Linked DNA regions of Homo sapiens: region 2 is linked to region 1. A link is a loop called in an ENCODE intact Hi-C map of the cell type or tissue named here. Cell type or tissue: IMR-90. All regions are shown on one strand.

Region 1 (2,500 bases):
AGGTTACTCGGGTAAAGCTGGGAGGCCTAAGGTCCAGGGGACAGCCTGGGTGTAGCTTCTACAGTGTGACAGACACCAAGTAGAGTCAGAAGGCAAGACCGGGCTCTAACAATTGGTCACTCTTGGGCAAGTCACTTTAGCTCTCAAACTCTACTTTCTCTATCAGTGAAATGGAGTTGATGATGTCTGCCCTCCAAGACTGTTTGGAGAATACCAACCTAGTAAGAGGCATGAAAGGGGGTGCAAACAGAAAAACTAGGAGGAAGAAGCTGGGATTGGAATGCAGGTCTCTTGCGGGATGTGGTGTGGGAGGAGAATGCACAAATGGACAGAGTGGGGGTTGGGGGCTGGGAAAGAGCTAAGGACCAGGGCAGGAGGGGATTCAAGAGACTGAGTAGGGCAGCTAGCTAGTTCCTGGGAGCTCTTCCCTTGTCATCTCATCAGTTTGGACTCCTCGAACAATTCCTAATCTTCCCCAGATCAGGTCTGTGAACTGTGGACCACTGTGTCCTGCATCAGACTAACCAGGTCCCCAGGGTGTGGGGTCCAGAGCCCTTGGACATGAATACTGGGGCAGAACCATGCACATGTGGTGAAATACCAAAACTGGATGAGCCTTTAGAAACCAGGCTCCAAAAAGTTTTATTTTACAGATGGGAAGTCTGGGGCCAGGGTGAAGGCACATCTTCCTCAGGGCCACTCAGCTGGGGTGCGGGGAGCTCAGATCTGAACCCCAATCTTCTGACTCTTTACCTAGCCCCAGAACAAGGTGGCTGATGAGGCAGAGCTATGCCGGCACCGTCTGGATGTGGTCCCCAAGCCAGGGCTTGTCCTGGGAGGCGTTTTTTTGTTTGTTTTTTAAAAATTGTGCTACAGGTGAGAGGTTGAGAAATGGATGCAAACCATCGTCTGTGTTCCTCTTCTAGTGCAGGTACCCTTCTCCAGATGTTGCTTCTCATTTGCGGAGCAAGAGATTCCCCTGAGGGCAATCCTGTGTTACAGAAATACCAGCTCCATCTGCTCCAATGAGGGCTTAATGTAAGTGATCACCTGCTCAATCTCTCCCTAGAGAACAGAACCCCGCCAGCCTGGAATTACAAGAGTAGACACTAGATGACAGTATTTTACCAGAATAAGGTTTCTAAACCCAGAGCTGCCAGCACCTGGGTGCAAGCCACACTTGGGCGCTAGAGGGAGCGCTGAGCTTCCTAGCAGGTGTGAGGAAGGATGCATCTGTGCTCCTGCAGTGGCTTGTGTTTCCTGAAACTCCAAGGTGCCAAGTATTGTATCCCAGCATTATGAGCTCAGAGGTTTAACAAAAGCATGAGGGGTTATTGTGCACTGGAAAGAGCAAGGGAACCAGGATGAGTTCCTGCCCCTGGATTTGGAACCCATAGTCTTGGGTGACCGTGGACAGGTAACTCCTTTGTACTGAATTGTCTGTGTATCCTTCTGTATTCCTTATCTGTGAAGGGTCATAAACATAGCTGTATCACAGGGTCTTTACAAACTTAATTGGAGTAGCTTTCACAAACCAGTCAGTATTTTAAGGCTTTTTCATGTATATTCTCTCTGTCGATCCTCTTGGGGCACATATTTTTGTTATCATGAAAAGTGAGGTTCAGGAAGGTAGAGATATTTGTCTAAGATCAACCAGAGAGTAAGAGATAGAGTTGGTCTATAGATTGGACAATAGTCCAGTTTAGGAAGTAGACAGATCAGAAGAGAAAAATACACACACCCACACACACACAAGGCGCGCGCACACACACACACACAAACACATGAGTCCAACGCAACAAGTAAGGCCCCAGATGGACACAGAAACATTAAAGTTGGTGCAAAGAGCTATTCCAGGATGGGAATTTCTCATCTCACCTAATCGTCAGAATGTTTTCAGGCTGTTCAGCCCCACCCTGATACACCAAATTGAAACCAGGAGAGGGGTCCAGGAAATTCAATTCATAAGCTCCTGGTGCTTTGGCTGTTCCCCAGCGTGCAAACCACACATCCTGTGCAGCAACTTCATTTACAGAGGGGAGCCCAAGGCCTAGCAAGAGCAGTTTAGGGGACCTGGCAGCCGGAGGAGGCGGGGCTTGTGCGTTGCCCACCCAGTGGTGGCTTGGGTGGCTCAGCCTTCTCTCTTATTCTCTGTTCACAGATTCAAGCTGAAGAGAGGCAAAGAGGCCTGCGCCTTGGACACAGTTGGATGGGTTCAGAGGCACAGAAAAATGCTGAGGCACTGCCCGTCAAAAAGAAAATGAGCAGATTTCTTTCCATTGTGGGCTCTGGAAACCACATGGCTTCACCTGTCCCCGAAACTACCAGCCCTACACCATTCCTTCTGCCCTGCTTTTGCTAGGTCACAGAGGATCTGCTTGGTCTTGATAAGCTATGTTGTTGCACTTTAAACATTTAAATTATACAATCATCAACCCCCAACCCTCTGGGTCTCTTGGATTTCAGAGTGAAAACTTGATTGGCATTGAGAGGTGGGAGC
Region 2 (2,500 bases), 280 kb after region 1:
TCCCATTGTAGGAGACAAGAAATGAAGCAGAAGAAGGAGCACAGATTTTGGGGTCAAACTGTCTTTTACTGTAAGCATAACTCAACTACTTTACCATCACGGTGACCTGGACTGGTTACTTAAATTTTCTAAGCCTCAACTTAAAAGTGGTAGCAGTAATGATCTATTTTTCAGAGGTTGTGCAAAAGGATTTAGTAAGGTAATGCATGAAGTACCTAGCACAGGGTCTAGCACATAGCAAGTGTTCAGTAAGTGGAAACTGTTGTGGAGGTTGTCATTATGTTGCCAGGGGGCGGGGACAGGTGATTGAGTGGACTGGGGACTCCCCCGCATTTTTGCAGAAGCTGGCCTTTGGTAGTATTTTTATCAGTCCAAGGCAAAAGGAGCAAAAAACAGGCAATGCAGTGAGCATTTTAGGAAGTGGAGTTTATTCCGTTTAAAGGACAATGCTTTTGTATGAGATTTTTTTCCCTTTGTAACTTTTATTTTACTAAAATGTCACAGTTTTGTGATACGATGGTAATACTAGAATACAAGATTTAATAGTATATTCTCACCTGGCAAAATAAAAGGTGGTGGCCTGGTGCTGGTCCTCAAAAAAATAAAAAATTCTGTACATAAAATTCCAATACCTAGAGATCACTGACTTCCATGACTCTAGTGTTCTCATCTCCAGGAGGTAGAGTGGAGCATTCAGAGAGAGTGCCTGAAGGAGCAGAGGGGACAGAAGAGTCTGTTGGCCTGGACTTTGAGAAGGCTTCCTGAAGCAGCAGGAAGAACTTGAGAAAGACCTTTAAGCATGCTGGGATTTGTATTCGTGGATGAAAGTATGAGGGCATCCTAGGTAGAAGATACAGCATGAGCAAAGGACCAGGAGCAGACATGAATGAGGTGTGATGAGAACTTAAATCGGAGAGTTTGGGTCATGGAGAAGCAAATGAGACCAGAAAGCCACTGGGGTTTCTTAAACAGGGGCTTGTCGTTCTGAAAATGGGGTTAAGTACAGAAGAGACTAAACATTTATTGAGCTACAATTATCTCTAATACTTACTACTACTCTGAAACTATTATCTCCAATTTATATATAAAAATACTGAGGCTTATAGAGATAAAACAAATTGTCAGAGTTCATATAACCAGTAAGTGGGAGAGCCAAGAATGTAGCAGGAGTGTTAAGACAGAAGAAGTTTTGAGAAGAGAGGGTAAAATTTAGGTGGGAAAAGATAGAGCAAATTATAATTTGTGAAATTCTGTGCAGAGCCTTAAGGGCTGAGAGTACGAACTTGAGTGAAAGTTCAAGGATGCATTCCCTCCCTTTGAGAAGGATTTTGAGGTGGTGGGTTCTAGATGCTGTTCTCAGCGCTATCCAATGACCCAAGGGCCCAATAATATTGTCTTAATTTCCTGTGCTGGGGAAAGCTCTTTCCAGCACCATCTGGTGGCATCTACCTGAATTGCTGGTGTAGAACCAAGGAGGAGATGCGTACCCTCTGGTGCAAAGCTTCCCTAAGTGTGGCAAAGAAATAATGTCTTGTTTCTGCCTTTTCTATCACTTCTAAGGATATCTATCTATCTAGTGCCTAGCAAAGTAGATATCTGATACCCATTAGGTTCCTTCTTACCACTATAATGTCTGGGTGTTGGTTCTCAAACTTTATTGTGTGCCAAAATCCCATGTGGAGTTTGTTAATGGTATCCTCCCACCCCTAGGCTCTAATTTAGTAGATCTGGGGTGCATCTATGAAAGCCAGATTTTAATAAGCCCCAGGGGGTTTCAGTGCAATTGGCCCCTGGAGCTCACTTAGGGAAGCTTGACTCCAGAAAGTATGCATCTCTTCATGGGCTATAAGCCAGCGATTCAGATAGATGCCAATAGAGGCTGCTTGGCAAAGCCTTACTAGGTACTTTATTCCTTGTCTCTTGGCCCATTTTTAGAAGAAGGGAGTCTTCACTCTGGGAATGGGAGGATCTTCAATGAGCAGGGACTAATTTTTCCAGCTGACTCTGAATAAAGATCTACAAAAGCTGTCAGCCAGACCCACTCCATCACTAAAATAAAGCAACTATGTGTCTGAATAAGCCCTGGCCTGGCAATATTGGACCTTTCCTTGCTGCTAATTCATTCAATGATATTGGGCAGGACTGTCTTGATTGCTCCGTTCAGTTCCTATGTCTGAAAACTGAAGGGATCAAAGTAAATGAACCTAAGGTGCCCGGGTTCTCTGACACATTTGTTAACCCTCATAATCTCCTTCTGCCTCCCATGAGGCAAGACTCTCCCTTCACCTAGCCTACTTTAGAGGGGCTGCCCATCCTTCCCTCTGCAGGTACCTCTCAGGCTAATGTTCTTTTGTGAGCCCAACATGGGGCCTCACATTCACAGAGCAGATTAAAGAGATTTGGTTTAAGGTCATCCAGTTGGAAAGTGAGAGAAGCTGACCATTTGTGGAGTCTGGATCCAGCTCACCAGCTCTAAGTTTGTTCCCCTTTCTCATTCACT

What was found. Hi-C counts contacts between places; a loop is a spot of excess contacts. Peaks named below come from ENCODE experiments on the same cell type or tissue, not always from the same donor. Only the 100,000 strongest peaks of a DNase experiment are listed, where the experiment ranks them.
Region 2: a loop joins it to region 1, with 9 times the contacts of the local background. A loop is called at or near these places in 2 of 110 quality-filtered maps.

Annotation. Positions count from the first base shown.
Region 1 is chr17:34,360,323-34,362,822 of GRCh38, reverse strand. It overlaps CCL1 (C-C motif chemokine ligand 1), which reads left to right. Exons shown (of 3, transcript NM_002981.2): 2 at 927-1,038; 3 at 2,162-2,495. The coding sequence ends at 2,264. Among named protein-coding and RNA genes, the nearest start is that of CCL1, 1.7 kb to the left of the region's middle. In IMR-90, a CTCF peak has its summit at 1,153 (motif pointing right); a DNase peak (open chromatin) is centred at 1,162; H3K27me3 peaks cover 278 bases.
Region 2 is chr17:34,080,413-34,082,912 of GRCh38, reverse strand. It overlaps LOC107985035 (a long non-coding RNA gene), which reads left to right. Exons shown (of 4, transcript XR_001752832.1): 1 at 1-70; 2 at 677-2,500. It also overlaps a transcript of ASIC2 not described here. Among named protein-coding and RNA genes, the nearest start is that of LINC01989, 100 kb to the left of the region's middle. In IMR-90, a CTCF peak has its summit at 1,437 (motif pointing left); no DNase peak of the experiment used is centred here.